Regions from separate parts of the Homo sapiens genome. Here region 1 is linked to region 2. A link is an interaction called in ENCODE POLR2A ChIA-PET data of the cell type or tissue named here. Cell type or tissue: GM12878. All regions are shown on one strand. Links, peaks and the distances in the headings refer to the core of each region. The heading gives the core; the rest is flanking DNA. Region 1 has its middle 9.5 kb from the start of SGPP1. Region 2 overlaps PPP2R5E (protein phosphatase 2 regulatory subunit B'epsilon).

Region 1 (4,398 bases), core at 117-4,116, 330 kb after region 2:
CGGCTCACTGCAAGCTCCGCCTCCCGGGTTCACACCATTCTCCTGCCTCAGCCTCCCGAGTAGCTGGGACTACAGGCACCCGCCACTACCCCCGGCTAATTTTTTGTATTTTTAGCAGAGACGGGGTTTCATCGTGTTAGCCAGGATGGTCTTGATCTCCTGACCTCGTGATCTGCCCGCCTCGGCCTCCCAAAGTGCTGGGATTACAGACGTGAGCCACCATGCTCAGCAGAAAACTTCTTTTGTCAACTTTACAGATACCTATTAACTATTACATCGTCAGCCCAAACATCTTGCATTTTCGTTGGCTGAATTGGGTACAAGTGGTTCTATAGATGGTAATAATCAACTTGTAATCAAAAAAAGATTCCAACAGAAATAGAGAAAATGTCTTGAGAAGATATATCAAGGAATATGTCACTTGTCACACATGTCAATCACCAGACACAATCCTACAGAAGGACACACGACTCTATTTCCTACAGTGCAAAACTTGTCATTCTAGATGTTCTGTTGCCAGTATCAAAACCCGCTTCCAGGTTGTCACTGGCAAGCGAGCACAGCTCCGTGCCAAAGCTAACTAATTTGCTAATCACTGACTTTGCAAAGCATGTTGTGGAGATGTGGCTGGACAGGTTTGCCATTAGAGTGGATATACCATTGTATTAAAAACAAGATAAAAAAGCTGCCAAGTTGTTTGGAGAGTGGTTGGTTGGTCTGAAATCCTTGCAAGACGCTGATGCTGAAGCTGTTGACATACTCCTTGCCTACTTTAACAACTATCAGAGAAACGTGCTATGGGATAAGGAGGTGCTTTTTTAAAATTGTTCATAGACTTCTGTAAAATGCAAGATAAATTAAAGTTATTATAACAGTGAAAAAAATCTGATTGATGCCTTTTTCCCCCCAACAATGATTGGAAATATAGATGTCGTACTGGTTCGAAATATTTTTTTTTTAAGTTCTCAGGTCTTGAAATCTCCAATCCCATCTGCACATTCACCATTTAGACATCTTGGTAAGTGTTGACTTGCCCCTAATATTTTGATGTTTATAGTAATGAATATACTAGTGTAAATTCTCAATCAGAATGGAATATTCTAAGTGCTACAACTCTTTTAGAATTTGCCCATCAGACTTTACGGTGCTTACCAGAAAGCTCCCCTGGCCACCCTGCAAAAAAGAGAATGGAATATTCTAGTTAATTAAATTTCCTGAAGAATGTAAACTTTTAATACACTTTAGTCCTTGGTGAAAATCATTTATAAAATGTGTTTAATATATTTTTGAATACCTATTTTCATAAGTATACTAGAATTTGCAGCCCTTTTGCATATTTTTTGTTTTATTTGTGTATTTATTTATTTATTTATTTTTATAGAGACAGCGTTTCACCATGTTACCCAGGCTGGTCTCCAACTCCTGAGCTCAAGCCATCCACCAGCCTCTGCCTCCCAAAGTGGTGGGATTACAGGCGTGAGCCACCAAACACGACCCATCTTAACCTTTTTAACAACCTATCATTTTTGTGTGTAGATATTTGAGGACTTTCATGACTTTTAAGATCAAGATGAGAAATAGACTCAAAGATTTGTGGAGCTGGAAGGGGCTTAGAGGCCATCTTCTTAATTTCCTCATTTTATGAGAGTCACTCAGTTTATTATGTGGTATTTGCTGACTGTGCTACGTTCTTGGAGATGCAATGTTAATAAGACATAGCTCCTGCTTTCAAGATGCTTGTGTCAAATAGTCTTTGAGAGTGCTATCCTTCTTCTAGGTTCCAGATTAGATTGGGTGTTGTGTTTTTAGCTTTCCTTCTCTGAATTCTCTCACCCATTCTTCATTCCTACTGCTACCCTAACCTAAGTTCAATTAAGAAAAGGAAGGAGTATTCTAGGAAGTGATTCAAGATTTCTTTGTTATAAAGTGAGATTTCAGAAGTCATAGTTGAATCTGTACAAGAAACCTATAATGGCTGCTTCAAGTAGAACAAATTCTATGTTTAGCTTTTTGGTCCATCATAATCACTTCCTACCCTAGCAATTCATGCTTATTTCCTATGGGAACAAGGACCCAGCCTTGTCCTCCAGTCAGACTTGTCTTTTCATTCATAGACTAACAACATCACTAACTCAAGGCGCCTTTCCTCTACCTGGAATAATGGCTTTCTATCCTACCTAACTTTATCATCCCCCGTATTTAAGATTTATATTTTTCATATAATACTGAAGAAAATTGGCACCTGTGATGATCTTGCTAGAACTCTCTGGAATGCATTCCTCTGGTAACCACAGATTGGGTTCCCACCCTCTGCTGGGCCAGGGAGTGGGTTCCCTGAGATTTTTGTACTTTCAGACAGTGAGAGATTGAGGTGGTTTCTCTCCAATGGTTAAACCTTTTAAATCTAAACTTAGAAACACAGCAGACATATGTCCTACCTTTAGAGAAAGCTGGTTAGTGATGAGAGAAAGTGAAACTGCCATACCGAAAACAACAGAAACAAGACTTGGAAAGACTCCTAACAAGGTTTGGGCCCCTTGTTTCACCTCTGCAGCCCTGCCTTTTGTTTGTTTGTTTTTTGTTTTGTTTTGTTTTGTTTTGTTTTTGAGACAAGGTCTCACTCTGTCACCCAGGCTGGGGTGCAGTGGCTTGATCATGGCTCACTGTAGCATCAACCTTCCAGGCTCAATGGATCCTCCCATTAGGCACACACCATCATACCCAGCTAAGTTTTGTATTTTTCATGGAGACAGGGTTTCATCATATTGCCCAAGCTGGTCTCAAACTCCTGGGCAAGTGCTGGAATTACAGCCTTCCCACCTCAGCCTCCTCAGGTGCTGGAATGACAGACGTGAGCCACCATGCCCAGGCTAGCCGTGCCTTTTTGAGATGGAGTCTGACTCTGTTGCCCAGGCTGGAGTGCAGTGTTGTGATCTCGGCTCACTGCAACCTCCATCTCATGGGTTCAAGTGATTCTCCTGCCTCAGCCTCCCCAGTAGCTGGGATTACAGGTGCCCAACACCTCGCCTGGCTAATTTTTGTGTTTTTAGTAGAGATGGGGTTTCTCCATGTTGGCCAGGCTGGTCTTGAACTCCTGACCTCAGGTGATCCGCCCGCCTCGGCCTCCCAAAGTGCTGGGATTACAGGCGTGAGCTGCCGTGCCAGCAGCCCTGCCATTTTTGACACCTGCTTGTTCAATCCTTCCTTGGATTTCATGAGCCAATAAATCCCCCTCTCAATTTAGATTTGTTTGAGTTGAGTTTCTGTTATTTTCTTTTTTTTTTTTTTGAGATGGAGTCTCAGTCTGTCACCCAGACTGGAGTACAAAGGCGTGATCTCGGCTCACCACAACCTCTGCCTCCAGGGCTCAAGCAATTCTCCTGCCTCAGCCTCCGGAGTAGCTGGGATTACAGGCATGTGCCACCATGCCCAGCTAATTTTGTATTTTTAGTAGAGACGGGGTTTCTCCATGTTGGTCAGACTAGTCTCGAACTCCCGACCTCGGGTGATCGGCCCACCTTGGCCTCCCAAAGTGCTGGGATTACAGGCGTGAGCCACAGTGCCCGGCTGAGTTTCTGTTATTTTCTAATAAAATGTAATCACACAAGTGGTTAGAGGCAGAATTAGAACCAGAAGCCAGATCTGATTGTCAGTGTACAGTGTTGTCAAAAAACTATACTGCTCTGTGTGTGTGTGTGTGTGTGTGTGTGTGTGTGTGTGTGTGTGTGTGTGACGGGGTCTCTCTCACTCTGTCACCCAGGCTGGAGTGCAGTGGTGCTATCTCGGTCCATTGCAACCTCCACCTCCCAGGTTCAAGGGATCCTCCCACCTCACCCTCCCAAATAGCTGAGACCACAGGCACCTGCCACCATTCCTAGCTGATTTTTTGTGTTTTTTGGTAGAGACAGGGTTTCACCATGTTGCCTAGGCTGGTCTCAAACTCCTGTCTCAGGTGATCCACTGGCCTTAGCCTCCCAAAGTACTGGGATTACAGGTGTGAGCCATGGTGCCCGGCCAATACTGCTATGTCTCAGAGGCAAGGGCCCGACCTGATGTTCTAATTTTTAAAAAGTTTTTACTAACATAGTGCTGGGAGCAAAACAGACACTGATGGGTTATACTACAAGTGTATATAGTACACTGGTATGTACTATATACAAACACTATCTTGAATCAGAAAAGCTAGGTTTGTAGCCAGACATGGTGGCTCACACCTGTAATCCCAGCTACTGAGGCTGAGGCAGGAGAATCACTTGAACCCAGGAGACAGAGGTTGCAGTGAGCTGAGAGCATGCCACTGCACCCCATTCCTCTATGATCTTAGGCAAATAAATCATGTACAGTCTCAGAGGTATTATATAACTCTTCACTGCAAAATAGGAAGAATAATTGTCCTCT
Region 2 (4,398 bases), core at 275-4,274:
AAATGAAGATTTTAAAATTAATACTGGAAGCCAGGCACAGTGACTCGCCTGTATTGCCAGCACTTTGGGAGGCCAAGGTGGGCAGATCACTTGAGTCCAGGAGTTCAAGAGCAGCCTGGCCAACATGGTGAAACCACGTCTCTACCAAAAATACAAAAATTAGGGCCGGGCTTGGTGGCTCATGCCTGTAATTCCAGCACTTTGGGAGGCCGAGGCAGGTGGATCACCTGAGGTTGGGAGTTTAAGACCAGCCTGACCAACATGGAGAAACCCCGTTACTACTAAAAATACAAAAAATTAGCCAGCCGTAGTGGCGAGTGCCTGTAATCCCAGCTACTCAGGAGGCCGAGGCAGGAGAATTGCTTGAACCCAGGAGGCGGAGGTTGCAGTGAGCTGAGACTGTACCACTGCACTCCAGCCTGGGTGACAGAGCAAGACTCTGTCTCAAAAAAACAATCAAATAAACAAAAAATAGCTGAGTTTGGTGGTGCACGTCTGTAATCCCAGCTACTCAGGTGGCTGAGGCATGAAAATCACTTGAACCCGGGAGGTGGAGGTTGCAGTGAGCTGAAATTACACCTCTGCACTCCAGCCTGGGCAACAGAGCAAGACTCTGTCTCAAAATAAATAAATAAAACTAAAATTATTGGAATCAAGAAAAATAATACATTCTATCAATGCGGGCAGATAACATATGAGGGGGTTGTGAAAAGATGAATTAATATTTAATGAGCAACTACTATGCCCCATAGGTGATACCAGTAGACATTTTTACAAGTCATCTCATTTTATCTCATAACAAGCCTACTTGCTGTGACTTGTTGTGATAGGTGATCTTAATGTCATTTTATAAAAAACGACACTGAGGCTCCGAGTGGTCAATAATCTGCCCAAGGTTTTCAGTCACCTGTTTAAGATTGAAGGCAGGGATCCTGTCTTTGTATCCACACTGCCAAGTGAACTAAGCAGATTTGACAACTGTCGATTTTGACGTGTCTCCTGTTTTACTTAACAGTATCTCATTTATCCTGTTATCCCATGTCATGAATCAGGAAATTCAGGCTTGGACAACAGGTATACAAACTTGCTGAAAGTCATACTGCAAGTAGGCAGAGAAGCCAGAGTTTGTATGCAGTTTCTTCTGACCCCAAAGTTCACATTCTCAGCTCCTAAAATATACTTACAATATATAGGGAAGTCAAGATTCAAACCCAAAGCTTCCTAACTTTCCACTACGTCATAGTAAAATAGCTCAATTCCTATTTTGCTTTTGTATTCACTGACAGAGGAATGACAGTCAGAAGACTGACTGCAAAGAACATATTCAGCTGCTACAGAAAATAAGTTGAAATCTCATGGATACAATAAATTCTGTCTAACTGAAGAAAGAAATTTTAAGCTGAGATTACCAAGATTCTTTTTTGAGACCACTGAAAACCCACAGAAAATAGAAATCTGCCCAAAGAAAAGAAACAGGGTAAACGTCATCCTGATTTGTCAAAAGGAAAAGGATGTAGGTTTCCATGTCATAAGAGAAACACACTAGGAACAGGTGGCACCATGGGAGACGATGGAGTTCAGAAAAATGCAAGGACAAGCGGGGGTGTGAAAAAGACCTGACTACCGAGTGCAGAGGTTAGAAGGACCTGTCAATTCAAGGACAGTTAAGTCACAGTGGGAAAGAGGAGGAGGAATGAGTGAGACGGGGGATAATGGGGTAAAATATCAGCATCAATCCCTCAAGCCCCAAAGGCCCACCCACTCCCCAGCAGAACCAAACTGGCCAGGAAGGGATCTCAGGAGAACCAGTTAAGAAATTAAGGCCCCCTCTTAGAAGGCACCGGGAGCGAAGGTAAGTCATCAGCAGACTAAAGGGTAAGGAAAAGGACAGGAGGCCAACTTACAGATTACCAACATGAATGAGCAGGGTATTCTGGAAAATGGGAGCTAACAGGTGCCCAGGGCTTATTCCCAACATGGCAGTTAATGCACTGATTAGTCAGATGATTTCATTCAAGCTCTCAATGGTGGTGCTGATTCTGCCAATACCCCTGCTTGCCACTTTCACAATTCATTCAGGAACTGGGGTGAGCCCTGGTGTGAAGGTCAAATTTATAACAGATCCAGCAGATGGAAAGTAAAGAAGGCAACAATTGGAAAAATGAGGAAGGGGCTGAAAACATAAAGTATATAAATGAACTTCACCACTGACACTTTATTTCTTGTCTCTGGCAAAATTTTAGGACAGATGAACAAACCCATGGTTTGCAAGCACTTAGGGCAGGATCATCAGTAAACAGCACTAGCTCTAGACGTTCACTAATACCACATGGCAGATAAATGGCATTCCTTTTTATGATAAAGTTACAAGGCCTATAGATGACAGTAATGCTATAAACACAGAGTCCTGGCTTTTACCATAGCATCTAATAGTCTCTATGTTCTCCATACAACCAAAATTAAGAAATGCAGGAAGGATGATAATATACTAGTAAATTTCTGGATCAAGGATAAAACTCAAAGATTACTGATTAATGATGAAGCTGTGTAATATAGGGAATTTCTAAAGGCTCCTATCTCAACCCTGGCTAGTTTAACAACTTTTTCTTTTTTTTAAAATTATTTTTATTTTTATAGTTTTGGGAGTACAAGTGCAGTTGTGTTACATGGATATATTGCATTGATATAGTTTGGTTTTTGTTCCCTCCAAATCTCGTGTTGAAATGTGATCCCCAGTGTTGGAGGTGGGGCCTAGTGAGAGGTATCTGGATCATGGAGGTATGGAGGTGGGTCCCTCATGAATGGCTTGGTGCTGTCCTTGAAGTAATGAGTGAGTTCTCACTCTATTAGCTACCGTGAGATGTGGTTGTTTAAAAAAAAAAAAAAAAAAAAAAAAAGCCTGACACCTCTGCCCCCTCTGTCTTGCTCCTCTCTCACCACGTGACACACATGCTCCCCTTTTGCTTTCCACCATGATTATAAGCTTCCTGAGGCCCTCACCAGAAGCAGATGCTAGTGCCATGCTTCGTGTACAGTCCGAAGAACAATGAACCAAATACACCTCTTTTCTTCATAAATTACCCAGCCACAAGAATTCCTTTACAGCAACACAAAATAGACTACTAGAAGCATGGCAGTGAAGTCTGGGCTTTTAGCGTACCCATATATAATAGTGTGCACTGTACCCAATAGGTAGTGTTTTATCCTAGTTAAACAATTTTAATCAATGACTTAGATGAGGCCGATAGCATATTTAGGTTACAGATGTCATAAAGATGGAAGACACAGTGAATAAGGTAGATATGAATAAGGGATAAATGATTCCACAGGAACATATGCCAAGTACTACACTTAGATAAAAAAGCCAACTGTGTAACAACCAACAATAAGCCAGGCATGGTGGTGCACACCTGTAGTTTCAGCTACTTGGAAGACTGAGATGGATCACTTGAGCCCAATCTGGGCAACATAGCAAGACCCTGTTTGTTTAAAAAAGGGAAAAGAAGAGAAACATGCAGCAATATGCAGAAAGCTCAATTAGAAGCCAGCTATAACCAGAAGCTTAACATAAGTTGGCAATGTCATGCTACAGCAAGAAATGCTCATGAGACTTTTCCTTTAAGAAACCTAAAGTCACGACAAGGGAATGAAAAAGCCAACTCTAAGCCGCACTGGGCTGACCAGGCTCAGGGCATTCTGTTCAAATATAGATGTCATATTAGAGGACAAATGGACACAACCAGGATACTGAAGGCTTCAAAACTAACAAATGAGAGAAGGTTGACAGAACGAAGAACTCGGTCTAGAGGAGAAAATGCATACTGACAGCTGGTAGGCTAGATCCAGAAGGCAAATGGGCTAGTTCATTCTGTACAAGATTTTAGTAATACCAGAAAACTTCACAGAAGAATCTGGATTTCTATTTATCTTGGGGATTGGCGAGGAGAAAAGTCTGGGGATAACTGAATGAAGAGGGGTAGCCAAAGCCCCATTTAATAGGAACCAGTCTACATCCTATTGTCTGACCCCTGGCTTTCAGACTTACTATGTATGAGGCTATGAGCATTTGAATTGCAACCACTGTTATAGAGAAAAAGAGTCAAAGGGTGAACACAAAAGCTGTGTTCTAAGACCTGAAAGGTTATGTCTGGGCTACAGATATACTAAGAAATTATTCTGGGGAGAATAAAGACAAAGGGTACAAGGCATAGAGAGGTTCAACATAAAAAAAGAACTTCCTAACAAAAATGGAACAAGCTACCTGTGTATATGGCTTTTCTTCACTGAAAAAGGGTCTCAAAGGAGACTAATTTGCTAAAGAACTAGAATACATAACCCAAAATGTCCTTTCCAAATCTGGGTTTCTCTGATGTTTTCGTATTATAAGTTTCATTATCT

The links. Peaks named below come from ENCODE experiments on the same cell type or tissue, not always from the same donor. Only the 100,000 strongest peaks of a DNase experiment are listed, where the experiment ranks them.
Region 1: POLR2A ChIA-PET joins it to region 2 with 5 read pairs; 3 of 35 experiments call an interaction of 5 or more read pairs at or near these places.

What each region holds. Positions count from the first base shown.
Region 1 is chr14:63,735,342-63,739,739 of GRCh38, forward strand. It overlaps the pseudogene EIF2S2P1 and the pseudogene RNU7-116P. Among named protein-coding and RNA genes, the nearest start is that of SGPP1, 9.5 kb to the left of the region's middle. In GM12878, for the core only: no CTCF peak of the experiment used is centred there; a DNase peak (open chromatin) is centred at 2,460; H3K4me3 peaks cover 728 bases; H3K27ac peaks cover 1,226 bases.
Region 2 is chr14:63,408,787-63,413,184 of GRCh38, forward strand. All of the region lies in intron 5 of PPP2R5E (protein phosphatase 2 regulatory subunit B'epsilon), which reads right to left. Among named protein-coding and RNA genes, the nearest start is that of GPHB5, 92 kb to the left of the region's middle. In GM12878, for the core only: no CTCF peak of the experiment used is centred there; no DNase peak of the experiment used is centred there.